3 separate regions of the Homo sapiens genome follow, and all the other regions are linked to region 1. The links are chromatin contacts, found by Hi-C or POLR2A ChIA-PET in ENCODE. All regions are on one chromosome and are shown on one strand. The core of a region is the stretch at or near the end of the contact, and the rest is flanking DNA. Distances in the headings are between cores, read along the strand shown.

What was found. Hi-C counts contacts between places; a loop is a spot of excess contacts on that map. ChIA-PET counts read pairs that join two places held with the same protein, here RNA polymerase II (POLR2A). Pooled maps may share reads with other maps.
Region 2: a loop to region 1 is called in a pooled map, with 23 times the contacts of the local background. The contact joins the promoter of ERP29 here to the promoter of OAS2 in region 1. A Hi-C loop is called at or near these places in 4 of 37 single-sample maps with no recorded cell type and 11 of 50 pooled maps.
Region 3: a loop to region 1 is called in a pooled map, with 6 times the contacts of the local background. The contact joins the promoter of TRAFD1 here to the promoter of OAS2 in region 1. A Hi-C loop is called at or near these places in 1 of 37 single-sample maps with no recorded cell type and 8 of 50 pooled maps. POLR2A ChIA-PET finds 5 or more read pairs at or near these places in 2 of 52 experiments (OCI-LY7 and activated naive CD4-positive, alpha-beta T cell).

The regions. Positions count from the first base shown.
Region 1 is chr12:112,977,155-112,980,043 of GRCh38, forward strand. OAS2 (2'-5'-oligoadenylate synthetase 2) reads left to right here and starts at 1,365. Exons shown (of 10, transcript NM_002535.3): 1 at 1,365-1,631. The coding sequence starts at 1,455. RefSeq lists enhancers at 910-1,719, 1,940-2,019, 2,190-2,269, 2,380-2,529.
Region 2 is chr12:112,011,901-112,014,789 of GRCh38, forward strand. ERP29 (endoplasmic reticulum protein 29) reads left to right here and starts at 1,526. Exons shown (of 3, transcript NM_006817.4): 1 at 1,526-1,709. The coding sequence starts at 1,566. TMEM116 (transmembrane protein 116) reads right to left here and starts at 1,265. Exons shown (of 11, transcript NM_001193531.2): 1 at 1,102-1,265. RefSeq lists enhancers at 241-1,129, 1,000-1,189, 2,860-2,889 and silencers at 1,350-1,429, 1,770-1,859.
Region 3 is chr12:112,124,034-112,126,922 of GRCh38, forward strand. TRAFD1 (TRAF-type zinc finger domain containing 1) reads left to right here and starts at 1,527. Exons shown (of 12, transcript NM_006700.3): 1 at 1,527-1,585. RefSeq lists enhancers at 1,252-1,546, 1,524-1,573, 1,984-2,053.

The sequences.
Region 1 (2,889 bases), core at 115-2,614:
TTTCCAGAACTAACAGGGTATTTATATTTATTTTGAGGTATTTATTTTAAGGAATTGGCTCATGTGATTGTGGAGGCTGGCAAATCCAAAATCGGCAGGGTAGACTGGCAGGTGGGAGACCCAGGAAGGAGTTGCTGCTGCAAGTGGAGGCCAAGGCACTGCAGCCGAATTCCCTCTTCCTTGGGGGAGCTCAGTCTTTAGTCTATTAAGGCCTTCAACTGATTGAATCAGGCCCACCACCTTACAGATGATAATCCACTTTACTCAAAAAAAAAGTCTACCAATGTAAATGTTAATCTTATCTTTAAAAAATACCTTCACAAAAAGATCTAGGATAATGTTTGACCAAATATCTGGGTACCTGGGCTCAGCCAACTTGACACATAAAATTAACCATCCCAGTATGGAAGGGCCCTGGTCCCCCACTACATCTTGGAGATTTTTGCCTTCTCTGTGAATTATTATTGCTGGGCCAAGGCAGCTGGCTGGGAGTCCTCTGCGAGTTTTGTTTTCAAAGCTCTGGGCACAGGAGTTGCATGTCTGTCTCCTTTCTGGCTCACACACTTGGGGTGTGTTTTCTTGCCCTTGCGAGGCTGGACAAGTGCCTCATACGGTCCCTCGGCTGTCCACAAGTGTGCTGAGAAACTGGACACACAGAGGTTCCCACCCGCTGACCACACGGGGGCCTGTGTTTACCCAGAAGCAGACCAAAACCTGAGTCCAGCTAGGTCCCTGCTTTGCTGTGTGTCCCTGAGCAAGTCAGTTCCCTCTCTGGGTCTCTTTTTCCTCTCTGCCGCTTTCCCTGAATGTGAGTTCCCTGGCCACTGAGAACAGGGGGAAAGGGACAGAGCCTCAAAAGATGACCTGTGCGCCCCTGCTTCTAAGCACTTTGCAGGTATTATTTAATCATCAAGCTAATCCTACGAGAGAGCTGCCATTTTCCCCCAGCTTACAGATGGGGGAATTGAGGCGCGAAGAGGGCAGGCGATGTGCTCAAGGACAGACATCTAGCAGGTATGAAGCCCTCACAATGGGGTTCTAGAGGCTGTTTAGTTAACCTCAAGTTTTGGGGAGCCCCTGAAGGGCTGGTCACCACGCTGCCGGGGACAGGGAAAGCCTCTGAGCTTGAGTCAGTTTTGGTTTCCCTGCTGGGGTGCAGGAGTCAGTAAACCTTGCTGCAAGGGGCGGGGAAGAGCATTTGAGCTTAAGTTAGTTTTGGTTTCCCTGCCCCGGATGCAGGAGTTGGTAAACTCACTGCAAGGGGCAGGGCAGAGCCTCTGAGCTTAAGTTAGTTTTGTTTCCCTGTCCCGGATACAAGAGTTGGTAAGCTCGCTGCAGTGGGTGGAGAGAGGCCTCTAGACTTCAGTTTCAGTTTCCTGGCTCTGGGCAGCAGCAAGAATTCCTCTGCCTCCCATCCTACCATTCACTGTCTTGCCGGCAGCCAGCTGAGAGCAATGGGAAATGGGGAGTCCCAGCTGTCCTCGGTGCCTGCTCAGAAGCTGGGTTGGTTTATCCAGGAATACCTGAAGCCCTACGAAGAATGTCAGACACTGATCGACGAGATGGTGAACACCATCTGTGACGTCCTGCAGGAACCCGAACAGTTCCCCCTGGTGCAGGGAGTGGCCATAGTGAGTCCAGGGCTGAGGTTGGGTCTCTGGGAGGCAGGAGATTCCACGGCGGCAGCAAGGCCGAGCTACTGGGTGCTGGGTGCCTATTATGTGCGAGGCCCACACTTGGGTGGGATGTGGTGTAGGAGTCTCAGGCTCTGGAGCAGGCGCTTGCTCCAGAGCTGTGTGACACTGGGCAGGCTACTTAACCTCTCTGTGCCTCAGTCTCTGACTCTGTAAAATGGGGAGAGGCATAATACCCACTTCAGAGTATCGTAAGGCTTGAGCACATCATGTTCTTAGCAAAAGACTGGCAGTGCTCAGTGAATTCACTGTGATTACTCACTGCGATTTTCTTCTATCCTCTCCACAGTACAGAGGAGTAAACTTAGGGAGGCTAGAGAACTTTGTTCAAACTACCCAGGTTGCCTTGTGGTTTCTCCGCAGCAAGAAGGAGTGGCTTTTATCAGTTAGAAATATTTGGTTTTGTGGACACAAATCTCAGGACTGAGGCTGAAAATTCTGGACCTCTGGGGAGGAAGGGGGACTGGGGAGATGCCAGGACCCTAGAATTGGGGGCGTGGGGGTCCTGATGGCCCAATACTATCCTCTTAGCCTCCTGAGCTGCTGACGTCCCTTCTCTGCTGCTGCCACACTTTTTGGTCTCTACCCCTTGCACACATCCGCTAGTGCCTCAATAAAGAAATCTAGACACGTGGTGTCCCCAGCCCTGGCCCAGGCCAGCAAGCTAAGGCAAGTTTGGTTAATAGCTATTGTCAGAACTGGGATTTTAAGCCTGGGTAATTGGCTTGAGGGCATGCATGTTTAACCACTACACTATCCTGCCTCTCAATTTTTTTTTCCTCATGGAAGTAAAACAGAAAAAGTGCCCAGATCAAAGTGTCCAGCTTGATAGGTAGCCACAAACAATGTAACTGTGTAACCCCCACCCAGATCCAGAAACAAAACATTCTCAGCCCCCCAGAGCCCTGGGCCCCCGATCCAGTCAGCACCTCCAAACCCAGGTAGGCAATCTCCTGACTTCTAACAGCATAGACACGTTTTGCCTGTTTTTAAACGTTTTACAATTATAGGGTGACCAACTATCCCAGTTCATCCAAGATTGGGGTGTTTCCTGGGATGTGGGACTCTTGGTGTGAAAGCTGGGAATGTAAACCAGGATGCATGGGTGAACCCTACATAAATGGCATCATGGGCTCTGTGTGCTTTAGTGCGTGGTTTCTCTGACCTATGATGTTTATGAAATTTATGTTGTGGG
Region 2 (2,889 bases), core at 276-2,775, 970 kb before region 1:
GTTGCCCAGGCTGACCTGGGTGCTGTTTCTACACACAAATCTAACCTCACTCTCCTAGTTAAAACTTCTGGTGACTCCAAACCCTTTAGCTTGGTGAGACCCTTTCGAATCCGCCCCATGGAAGCTCAGTAATAATCAATCAAAATAAAAAAGAGCGGCAGCAGCTGTTGCGCCAGTTCGCCTTTACATAGATTCATCTCAACCAGTTCCCCAACATGCCTGTGCATAATTTTCCCATTGTTAGAAATGCCCTGTTTCTCTTTGCCTCATGCACGCCCCCTCTTATTTCAAGGTCCAGCTCAAAAGTCACCTCCTGTCTACAACTTCCTCTGATGCTCCTGAGCAGGGATGGCTGAATCTCTGTCTCTTTACAATAAGAAAATACGGTCTTTTTTTTTCTTTTTGAGACTGAGTCTCGCTCTGTCACCTAGGCTGAAGTGCAATGGCGAAATCTCGGCTCACCCCAACTTCCGCCTCCTGGGTTCATGCAATTCTCCTGCCTCAGCCTCTTGAGTAGCTGGGATTACAGGCACGCACCACCACACTCGCCTGATTTTTAGTAGAAACGGGGTTTCACCATGTTGGCCAGGCTGGTCTCGAACTCCTGACCTCAGGTAATCCACCTGCCTCGGCCTCCCAAAGTGCTGGGATTACAGACGTGAGTCAACGCGCCCAGCCGGAATAATATTTTACAGCAATTACACTGCACTGTTTAGATCATTATTCCTATGCCGCCTCCTCCCCCAACAAAGTGCGTGCCTTCAGCACACAACGGTCTTGTTTCTGCTTATTCCGTAGCCCCGCAGGCAAAGCCAGAGTCTGGCACAAGCCAGGGACCGAGTGACTACCTGCGGAACAGAATGATTAGAATTGCGTCTGGGGTTCCTGGAGGGTGGGCCTTGGCTGGGCGGATCCCAGGAGCCTGGCGTCTCCCAGGGGAGGCGCTCACCTCAGATCGGGCCTAAGAGGGCCCTGCTTGCCACACTGACCGCCAAGCCTGGCCAAAAAGCTCAGGGAAGCCGCGGAGCCACTGCCCGCCTGGGTCAGGGTGGTGACGGAGCCTGACTGAGAATAACGGCTGAACTTGACTAATAGACTGACCGAGGGTTGGAGCGGGTCCCAACCAACTGCCTGACGGCCCAAAGGCAGGAAGAAACGATGGTAGGCCTTGTCATCTTCGAAGGAGAGGAAGGACAGCAAACGAATTGCTATAGCGTCCCCATGCGCACTTGGCGCTTCTCCTCAAGCGGAGCAGGAACGGAACTGGGCGGACCCGCCGGAAGACTCGGCGAGTGCGCGCGCGCAGGAGCCCATTTTCCCGCCCGCAACGTGGCCCCGCCCTTTTACCCAGGCCCTACGCGAGCTTCGCCGAGTACGCGTGCGCAGCAGCTTCCCCTCCCTCGCCCCGCCCCTCACGTGGCCCCACCCTCTCACCCTAGACAGATGGGAGCCTCCTGGGGTGTCCACGTGAGCGCGCGTGAGTCCGCCCCCCCAGTCACGTGACCGCTGACTCGGGGCGTTCTCCACTATCGCTTACCTACCTCCCTCTGCAGGAACCCGGCGATATGGCTGCCGCTGTGCCCCGCGCCGCATTTCTCTCCCCGCTGCTTCCCCTTCTCCTGGGCTTCCTGCTCCTCTCCGCTCCGCATGGCGGCAGCGGCCTGCACACCAAGGGCGCCCTTCCCCTGGATACGGTCACTTTCTACAAGGTAACCGGGGCGGGGGACGTCGCGCGCAGGTGCCGCCGGGGCGCCCGGAAGAGCGCGCGCCCGTGGGGAGACGCTGGATTCCGGGAGCTGACGGGAGGTGGTCTGTAGCAACGGTCCCAGAGCTTCCCGGCGTCCTACAGGCCTAGTGGACTCTGAGCGGAGAATGTTATGACCACCGGGCATGCACGCTTCAGGGCCCCGGCGCACCCTTGCTTTTGCAGCATTTATACTTGCATCCACCCTTGCAAAGATGCAGCCGAGGGAACTGGGTGCCCCTTCCCTTCACCTGTGGGGAGAGGGCGGTGCCTGGCGAGATCCAACCCTCGAGTCCCAAGTGGGAGAACCGGAGGGCGGTGCGAGGTCGACGCCACCGGGCTCCCGGCTGTGGAAGCTGGGAGGGGTTGGCGGGGGGAAATGCAGGCGCGTTAGCCTGCGTGTCCGCGCCCCTCTTCCCAGGGTTGGATTGCAGCCTGCTTTGCAGTGTGCAAACAATGATCAGATATCATACATCTTGAATAGTGCAAGCGTGAAGAATAAGCTTCAGTTCAGCCACCCTGTAAAGCAGGGGTCCCCAACCACCAGGCCCGTCGGTGGCCTGTTAGAAACCGGGCCGCACAGCAGGAGGTGAGCGGCAGGCGAGCTAGCACTACAGCCTGAGCTCCGCCTCCTGTTACATCAGCTGCGGCATTACATTCTCATAGGAGCACGACCTTTATTGTGAACTACGCATGTGAGGGATCCAGGTTGTGTGCTTCTTATCAGAATCTAATGCCTGATGATCTGAGGCGAAACAGGTTCATGTCGAAACCACCCAACCCCGTGGAAAAGTTGTCTTCCATGAAACCAGTTCTTGGTGCCAAAAAGGTTGGGGATAGCTGTTGTAGGAAACATCTTGGGGTTGGCAACAAAATCAGTAAAATTGGGTCAAGGCATGGAAGAATTTGCCACTACCTCCGCCTTTCCCCCCTTCCATTTTTGCAGAATTAGGGATCCTGGCCTGAGTAAATGGACGGTTGGAAATGGTGGCTGAATGCAACACCGCAGTCCCAGTCCCCTCCTCTTGCACCTGTCTTCACCCACGAGCAGCTTTTAACTTCCTCTAGGAGATGGGCAAGCTTAGTGTTGCGAGAGAGCCAGTCATTTCATTTTCAGGTTTTGTACTCATTGTGGGGAAGTGAAA
Region 3 (2,889 bases), core at 277-2,776, 850 kb before region 1:
ATCAAGATATAAACATTTCTAGAAAATCTTTCTCATATCTCCTTACAGGCTATATACCCTCTGAATGGAACCAGTTACTTACTTCTCTCACTTTAGGTTAATTTTCCCTGGTTTTAAACTTTATATGTTTGGAATCACACAAGTTATATTGCATATTTAAGCTAAATATTTTATCTTGTTATAAATATTGCTTTGAGACGGAGTTTTGATTTTGTTGCCCAGGCTGGAGTGCAGTGGCTCAATCTCGGCTCACTGCAACCTTCACCTCCTGGGTTCAAGCGATTCTCCTGTCTCAGCCTCCCAAGTAGCTGGGATCATAGGCGCCTGCCACCACGGCCAGCTAATTTTTGTATTTTTAGTAGAAACGGTGTTTCACCATGTTGGCCAGGCTGGTCTTGAACTCCTGACCTCAGGTGATCCACCAGCCTCTGCCTCCCAAAGTGTTGGCATTACAGGCGTGAGCCACCGCGCCCAGCCTGTTAGATGCTTTTCTTGCTTAGTACTATCTCATTAACATTTTGCAATTATATTATATTATATTATATTATATTATATTATATTATATTATATTATTTTTGAGACGGGGTCTTTCTCTGTCCCCCAGGCTGGAGTGCGGTAGCATGATCAGGGCTCACTCCAGCCCTGCCTCCTGGGCTCGAGGGATCCTTCCACCTCAGCCTCCCAAGGAGGTGGAACTACAGGTGCGTGCCACCACGCCTGGCTAATTTTTGTATTTTTTTTGTAGAGATATGGTTTCATTATATTGCCCAGGCTGGTCTCTAATTCCTGAGCTCAAGAGATCCACCCGCCTTGGCCTCCATATTTTGCAATTATAATCTGCAATGGAATCATAATTTTAAATTGCTGTATTGTTTGTAATATGTGCTTGGTTATACTTATATAATTATAAGTTGGTTTGTAATATGTGCTTGGTTATACTTATATAATTATTCTCTCCTTTATTATACATGAGGTAAGAGAAGCTCAGGGAATCCATTCAGGCAGCAAGTGGAGAAACTAGCTCTCAAACCTGCATCTCAGGCTCTCATTCTTCCACTGCAAAAAAGCAAAGTGCTCAAAAAATATGGTCACAGATCTGCAGAAGTCTTGCACAAGGGCATTATCATAGCAATAAGAATGACTAATAAGTATTAACGGCCCATGAGAAAAGAACAAATACCATTAATTATCTCAATATATTAAGCATATTAGTAATGTTTGTACAGAATTATTCATGCAAATATTATTAGCCTGTGTCGGGGACAGTTGCTAAACTCAGCAACAGGCTCACAGCTCAGCTTCGTGCCTCTGGTTCCAGATGTGCAGGGGCCAGGGCTTCCAGGGACACGCCCCCGTGGGCCTCCAGGGAGCCAATCGACGCGCAGAAGGCGGGGCCCTGGGAGCGACAACGGTGTTATCCAATGGGCCGACAGCTGGAGCCGCCCCTGGCCAATGGGCGCGCTCCTCCGCGATGGGCGGAAGTGGTGAGGCAGCTCTGAGGGCCGTTGTTCAGTGCGGGGTCTGACAGAGGAGGCTCCGTGTCTGCAGCTAGTGTGTCAACTCAGCGTTTCTCCTCTCGTCCCTGGTGAGGTGTAGCGGCGGCACGCGGCTGGAGATCCCCTGTGGCCTCCAGTTTAGGAAGGGTCCAGCATCCCAAGGGAGGGGTGTGTGGGCGAGGGGTCTCTGGGCCCGGGGTCGCGGCTGTGAGGAGAGGATGCCCGCGCGGCGGCATCTCAGGCACCTGGAGGAGGCCGCGCTTTCTCCTCAGGGAACCGGCGCCTTGGCAGCCCCCGGCGACGCCGCCCCCTTCGCGGCCTAGGTTGGTCTGGTGAGCCGGGAAGCGGGCGTCGTTCGCAGCGCCGCTGTGACCACCGCGTCCCGGGCGGAGCTGGGCTCAGTGCCGGCCTGGGCCTAGAGTCCGAGCCTCGAGCTGCCGGCGTGGGGGGTCGCGAGTGGCCTAATGCGGCCTCGAAGCCGAAGGACCCGAGTCCGAGCTCGCACTCCGACCCGCTGGTGCTGTGGAAAACTCAGGTGGCCTTCCGCTTTCGTAGCCTCTAAAGTGGGGACCAAGACTTTCACCTCTTAGGATTGTAGTCGGGATTAAAAGATTTTCCCGGTAAGCGTTTGGCAACTGCTATTATTTGAGAAGCCGCTTACTTCTTCACTCCCCATCACCGACCTTCCTGGGGACGGGGGCGATTGGAAACTGCCTTGGGGTATCTGGACCCGGCAGGGGAAGCTCCGCCGCCTCGGGCAGAGGGACGGTCCCCTCTGCGGACTAGAGAGATCTAGCTGACCCCCAACAGGCTCCTTATAAGCTTGAAGACTTTTCTGTGCCTCAACTCTTCCGTGCATTCGCCCGTTTCCTTGACCCTTTGAAGTATTGTCAGTCCTCTGCCTGAAGAATCTGAGGCCCAGAGAGGTTAAATCTGGCAGAACCAGCCAGACCTTGACCCCCAGAGGGGGACCCTGCAGGCTACCCCCAGTCTCCTTGCATCTAGAAAAGCAAGCACCTGCTACATCTGAGCTCTGGCCTTAGAGTTGGCCAGAGTGGGCTGGAATAGAGCACACCTGAAATCAGTCGGACAGCCTTCCTTAGTTGCCATTTCATATCAGAGTGAATATCTTTTTTTTTTTTTGAGATGGAGTCACCTTCTGTTGTTCAGGTTGGAGTGCAGTGGCGAGATCTCAGCTCACTGCAGCCTCCGCCTCCTGGGTTTAAGTGATTCTCTTGCCTCAGCCTCCTGAGTAGCTGGGATACAAGCGCCCGTCACCACGCCCAACTAATTTTTGTATTTTTAGTAGAGACTTGGTTTTGCCATGTTGGCCAGGCTGGTCTCGAACCCCAGACCTCCAGTGATCTGCCCACCTCGCCCTCCCAAAGTGCTG